Regions from separate parts of the Homo sapiens genome. Here region 1 is linked to region 2. A link is a contact called in ENCODE Hi-C or POLR2A ChIA-PET data. All regions are on one chromosome and are shown on one strand. Each heading gives the region's core, a stretch centred on a gene start or an enhancer-like site at or near the end of the contact. The rest is flanking DNA. Distances are from core to core; before and after follow the strand shown. Region 1 overlaps TRANK1 (tetratricopeptide repeat and ankyrin repeat containing 1). Region 2 overlaps TRANK1 (tetratricopeptide repeat and ankyrin repeat containing 1).

Region 1 (3,040 bases), core at 33-2,532, 50 kb after region 2:
GTCTGTCCTAAGTCCCTTCCATGGGTCCCAGGGCTCCATCCTCCTGCCAGGATCTGCCTAGAGTCACAGAATCCTTTCCGTTTGGACCTCCTGCAGCTACTAGGTGCCAGGAAAGATAAAAATGATACTATTTTCCTGCTGCTTCATTCATTTGAATAATCAGATCATTTGAATATTCAAATGGTCTGCATTCAAGTGGCTTAATTCTAGTTTCACTTGAGCTCAACAGAGTTCCAGAACTAGGCTAGAAGGGCAGCTTGGAGGGTGGAAAACTGGGAGAAGACTCACTGGCTTGGATACAGAGTCGCATGAGGGCATGAAGGGGATACGGTCCTATAGTCTCAACACTTGCACCAATGGAGATGAGCCACTGGACTAACTTGGGCACTTGTTCCATCTTCTCATAAAGTCCAATGAAAACGTATTTCTGGGGAAAAAAAACACACAGGACAAATTATGGAAGTCACTAATCAATATGAAGCTTCAAACTCCTTTACCCATAAAGTATGGAATCAGTAAAACTTGGATTAGCTGTGGTCCAAGCCTAGGATTATTATAAATAACAAATTTGTGGTAAGGCAGCTGAAGGAGAAAGTACAAGACACAAGGAAGTGTATGTTTCAAGAAATCGCCTTGCGAGGCGCAGTGATTCACGCCTATAATCCCAGCACTTTGGGAGGCCAAGGTGGCCGATCACCTGAGGTCAGGAGTTCAAGACCAGCCAGGCCAACATGGCGAAACCCCATCTTTACCAAAAAATACAACAATTAGCCGGGCACTGTGGTAGGCGCCTGTAATCCCAGCTATTCGGGAGGCTGAGGCAGGGAGAATTGCTTCAACCCAGGAGGAGGAGGTTACAGTGAGCTATCATGCCACTGCACTCCAGCCTGGGCGAAAGGGCGAGACTCAGTCTCAAAACAAAACAAAACAAAACAAAACATATATATATATATATATAGATATATATAGATATATATATCACCTTACCTCAAAGAGACTTTTCAGTGATAACTCTGGGACATGAATATTTCTTGGTAATCGGTCTTTTTTTGCTGACAGAAGCAGAAATGACTGGTGGGAGAAGACAGAAAAGGCTGGAATAATAATGTTCTCCACATAGGTTATTAAAGCAAAAAAGTTATTTTAAGCTTTAAAACAAGCAAATAAAAAAAAACCACTCTCTAGCCTTGTCTTTTTTTAAAGTGCTTGCCAAGTTTTTCAGCTATTTGCTGTGACAATTAAAGTCTCTGTCTAGCCAACTTCCTGTTCCTGCTGAGGACTAAGGCCCCTCCACACTTCCTCAAAGCCTGCTGAGGACAGGAGCAGATGATGTCATGTAGCATTTCACAGCATAGTTGCAATGAGATTACAAAAAAAAAAGAGTAATTCCCTGCCAAGTTCTTAAGGCTTAGCAAGTGGAAGACTCAAATCCTTTAGAAATATCCCATCCCAATCAATTATTCCTCACATCAGCGTTTTAAAAGCCCCAAGTACTTGGAGCCCATTAGACCCTGTCAATGGTGTGCTGCAGCCGGCTCCTATCAGCTACTGAGTTGATGATGCACATCTCCTCCTAACTCCAAGTCTTGTATGTCATATTAGTAGCTGGAAATTGGCCATGGTGAGAGTATTTATACTACCAAAGTTAGCAAATGCTACAAATCGGGACCTTTTCTTTTCAGAGACCCAGTTGTTAAACTACTGACCCTATCTAAAGTTGCTGAAGAGACTAAATCCCAGAGAAGTTAAGCCAGTTTTCACAGGTCTCACAGCACATCTTGAGAAGCCCCTACTGAGATCATTCAGGTATGCTAACAGATCTAAGAATTCCCGGCTCTGTTATGACCATGACTGGAGACCCAGTCTCAGCTCCAGCCTCTCTCATGTATGGCTTTTGCCAGTGGACTTAGGACCACAGGAACTGAGCCCATGGCCACATCTCACTTCTAGTTTCTTTCAGATTGATACCCATTCTTTTTTTTTTTTTGAGACAGAGTCTCACTCTTGTTGCCCTGGCTAGAGTGCAGTGGTGCAATCTCAGCTCACTGCAACCTCTGTGATGCCCATTCTTAACTTTTTGCCCTAAACAAGCCTCGCTGCCCACACTCAACCCCACATGATAAGTTCAGCATTCTAGTGGGCAGATTGCTGGCCTTTTAAAAGATGCTTCTGTCTGCAGTATTTGGGAATTACCAGAGCCTCACTGCAGGTAGGATGTTGGACCTGCCACTTGGGCTGGATTCCTGGGCCCTCCCTTGACTGGCTGGGATAATAATCTATTAGGAGTTGCCTGTCTCCCATTCTCTCATTCTCTGCCTAGGCCATGGAGCTCTATTCATATCCACCCCACACTGGGAAGAGAGGACAAGGTTCTTTCCCTGAGTGCAGTAAATTAAACTATCTTCCTGCTAATGAGGCCTAAGGCCTCCTGCTCACAGATCTACCCTAGCACTTGGAATCACAGAATTTCAAAACTTTTTAAAAAATAAAGCTGGAAGGATCCTTATAAATCTCTTAGGCCAGCTACCTTATCCCAGGAGAAAATATCTCAAATGTCTTTTAATGGGACCCTGGATTTCTGACTACTGGTTCCCCAAGAGTTCAGTCTGCCTTCCTCAACCCTGCTGCCTGCCCTCCCAAGATTTTTTAATACAGGGGTAAGCTTCAGGGAGCCCATGGCTGGACTCCAGGAGGTTTCCCATGAACCCCCTGAAACTATACACATAATTGTCAGTGCATGACAAGAGAGCCCCACAGATTTCATTCGATTTCCAACAGAATCCATTACCTTGCCCAAAATTTAAGAATTCTCTATTCTAAAGTCATCCAACCTGCTAGGATCAGGAGTCCTTAATAGGTTGCCCTTGTTTTTGGTGACTTTTCTGGACTGCCCAGCTTTTGAAAGCCCAGGAGGGCTGTTCTAACCAAATTCGTAGCTTGGCCAGCCCATTCTCATGAGCACTTATAGCCTATCACCAATGACGACTACTATTCACTGGGCACTTAGAATATGCCAGGTATTATAAAACCCCTCAGCTCA
Region 2 (3,272 bases), core at 187-2,686:
CTTTTAGTAGGGTGTTTAAAACTTGCAGGTGAAGTCATCACCACTATTTCAAGGGAGACACACATCCCAGCCATGGTGCCCCACCCAAAACCCTGTGATGTGCAGGAATGCTGACTTTGGGAAAAGCAACATGGCTCTTTAACCTGGTTTCAAAATGTAAAGAGGTCTGCTACAGAGATAACACTTCCTGGAAGAAAACTGCTCAGGACCACTAACACGGCTTGTAACTGGAAATTGGTCAGTGCAGTGTAATAAAAAGCCTTAACCTATCTTCACCAGACTCAGATTGGCAATGAAATCTGTTTGATCAATTTGAAAAAAATCAAATGAAAGATCAAATGAAAGATCTTTTACTGCTTTAAAATGCAGTATGATGATAGCAAAGCTTTTAGGCATAGAGTACAGGAGGGAAAGAAAATATATACAAGGATTCCTTGGTGGGGCAAAGGCCATAGCCCTTCATGATCTATCAGCACATGCTGGCACTTGGCCAAAATGAAGAGTTGTCATGCCTGCACTGACCAGAAAAGGAGCAGGACAGGAAGCTCTCCTCATCTTGAGGTGACCTGATGTTTCAGAACACGTGGCACAAGCACCATTACGCTCATCCTTTCCTGGTGACAAACACCATGATGTGAAACCTGCCTGTGAGGTCTGACGAGGGCACCAGTGACAAGGACCCCTCCTAGTCCAACCCCTTACCTTCCAGCACTGGTGCTTGGCGTAGTAATCTCCCTGTGCAATCCACTCCGCAGGAGTTGAGGTCTTAACGAACATGCTATCATCAAAGTCTAAAATGAGAAAGAAAAGTGTGTTTGCTTCTCTGGGCTTTCTTTCACTTAAAACTGTTGTTATGGGCTGAGTTGCATCTCCTCCGCCAGCCATCAAATTCACTTGTTAAAGTCCTAACTCCCGGTACCTCAGAATGTGGCTGCATTTGGAGAGAGATAGGGCCTTTACAGAGGTGACTAGGTTAAAATGAGGCCATTAGGATGGCCCCTCATCCAATCTCACTGGTGTCCTTAGAAGAAATTAGAACACGGGGCGACCCCAGGGGCAAGAGAGCACAGAGGAAAGACCACGTGAGGACACAGAGTGGCTGGCTGCAAACCAAGGAGAGAGGCCTCAGAAGAAACCAACCCTGCCAACACCTTGATCTTGGACTTCTAGCCTTCAGAACTGTGAGAAAATACATCTCTGTTGTTTAGGCCATCTAGTCTGTAGTATTCTGTTATGGCAGTCAGAGCAGACTGACCTGTGTTGTCTTTCTAGTATTCATGTAAGATATATTTTAACTTACCAAACCACATTTGTGAGGTTATTGAAAGGAGGAGGTAGAGGGGAGAAAGGATGTGGTTTGGTTTTTAAGTTTTGGTCTACTTTCCTATTCTATGGCTACAAATCAGAAGACAGAAATTAAAAATTCCTCCTTGAAAACCCAAAGTCAAGTGGCTCTTAGCAAGCTCCCAGGCCAGGGCTTCAGCAAGAAAAAAAAGGTGACAAATTTTACACTATTTCCAAATGTGCAAACTTTGCCCTCATCACAATAAGTAATCTGACACATTCCTATTGGTGGACAGAGACCATTGTCACCACCTGCTGTCCATCCCTTCTGTTATCCTCACTAGCCTGCTGGTGACTATTTCAGCACTGCACCCCACCCCCACCCTGCCACCTGCATCCCCCAGAGTATCACTAGACAATGGGTGACAATCCCTGCAAGTTCTGAGCCACAGATTCATGAAACACACAAAATACAGTGAATACCAGGGTAATACTGGCAGACAAATCAGAGCTGAAGGAATCAGAGACACCTAGGCCAATGGATATCAACAGGGGAGTGAGGCAGACAGGTCAGATTTGTTTAGAAGGTGCAAAAACACGTTAAGCATCACAACCTGATCCCTCCCTGCTCGCCCTCTGCTGGTGCTGTGTAGCAGTACAGTGATGACTTAGCATCTTGTTCTGACTCCGTATGTGCTGCTATGAGTGCCCCTGTGACATTTAATTCCCACGGCAAAACCCCATCCATATTATCTCAAAATAGGGCCAGTGAACTCTGCAGATGCCATGTAAAAGAAACACAAATTACATAATCACCATACTGAATCCAAACACAATGGGAACAGATGCTTTAGAAGACTTTACTATGTACAACTTAAAATTTGTAATTAAGACTGCACTTTTTCTTGCATTCTTAATGCTGCCAAAACATAAAATAAATTGTGATCTGTTTTCATTTTGAATTTTTAAATTTAAAAAAGTCACTTAGCTTCTATGATCTTTGGTTTTTTAGTTTGTTTTTTGTTTTTTGTTTTTTGTTTTAAGATGGAGTCTTGCTCTATCACCCAGGCTGGAGTGCAGTGGCACAATCTTGGGTTACTGCAACCTCCACCTCCCAGGTTCAAGCAATTCTCCTGCCTCAGTCTCCTGAGTAGCTGGGACTACAGGCATGCACCACCACACCGGGCTAATTTTTGTATTTTTAGTAGAGATGGGGTTTCACCATGTTGGTCAGGCTGGTCTTGAACTCCTGACGTCAGGTGATCCGCCCACCTTGGCCCCTCAAAGTGCTGGGATTACAGGCATGAGCCACCACGCCCAGCCATATGATCTCTTATAGTGGATGCCAGAACATACTTGGGGAATAAAGGGGGATGAGCTGAAGGAAAGATTGAGAATGCCCATGCTAGGCCAATCCACTCATTTTCCTTTGGGAGAGAAGGTGGGACCTGAACAAGGTCATGTCATTACACAGGTAGAAAGTTTTTATGAGAAGCTATGTTTTGTTTTTTTAACTCCTAGCCTTTGACTTTTCCCATCACAATAGTCAAGTCTTAGGATAAGAAATCTAATCCTAGTCGCCAACCGAGCCATCAGTAATAACCAGAAATAGCCTCCAAACTGGCTGAGGAATGCTCAGGACAAACCTCTCTCCAGCAGCCAAACTCTGCTCCTTGCTCTACCCTTATAGAAATGAACAATAGCCTTGAGGAGACGACTTGACAACTAACCCTCAAGAAAGACAACAATTTTCTCCTTCATGAAGGGCTGATTATTTCTCTTCTCAGTTATCGTATCAGGAGAACTTCACTTCGTTAGGTAGCCTTTGCAAATTATGAAAAAAAAATACACAATTAAAAAAAAACCCTGCAAATAGCACAGAGGTAAGAAGGTGAAAAGTAAAAAGTGTCCATATCTACTCGACAACCCCATACCCACCAATCCTAGCATGAGAGGTAATCACTATAAACAGTTTTGCAACAGAAATA

The links. A loop is a pair of places that touch in the nucleus more often than their neighbours do. ChIA-PET counts read pairs that join two places held with the same protein, here RNA polymerase II (POLR2A). Pooled maps may share reads with other maps.
Region 1: a loop to region 2 is called in a pooled map, with 4 times the contacts of the local background. The contact joins two enhancer-like sites. A Hi-C loop is called at or near these places in 1 of 168 maps with a recorded cell type or tissue (CD4-positive, alpha-beta T cell) and 8 of 50 pooled maps. POLR2A ChIA-PET finds 5 or more read pairs at or near these places in 3 of 52 experiments (CD8-positive, alpha-beta T cell, K562 and WTC11).

The regions. Positions count from the first base shown.
Region 1 is chr3:36,891,914-36,894,953 of GRCh38, forward strand. It overlaps TRANK1 (tetratricopeptide repeat and ankyrin repeat containing 1), which reads right to left. Exons shown (of 24, transcript NM_001329998.2): 6 at 988-1,071; 7 at 289-427. Among named protein-coding and RNA genes, the nearest start is that of TRANK1, 52 kb to the right of the region's middle. Within about 2 kb of position 1,283, at least 13 of the 41 ENCODE cell types and tissues checked have a DNase peak (open chromatin) inside an H3K27ac peak, as active enhancers do; they include CD8-positive, alpha-beta T cell, where a contact is called at or near this core.
Region 2 is chr3:36,841,920-36,845,191 of GRCh38, forward strand. TRANK1 (tetratricopeptide repeat and ankyrin repeat containing 1) reads right to left here. Exons shown (of 24, transcript NM_001329998.2): 18 at 703-791. Among named protein-coding and RNA genes, the nearest start is that of LINC02033, 21 kb to the left of the region's middle. Within about 2 kb of position 1,437, at least 2 of the 41 ENCODE cell types and tissues checked have a DNase peak (open chromatin) inside an H3K27ac peak, as active enhancers do; they include CD8-positive, alpha-beta T cell, where a contact is called at or near this core.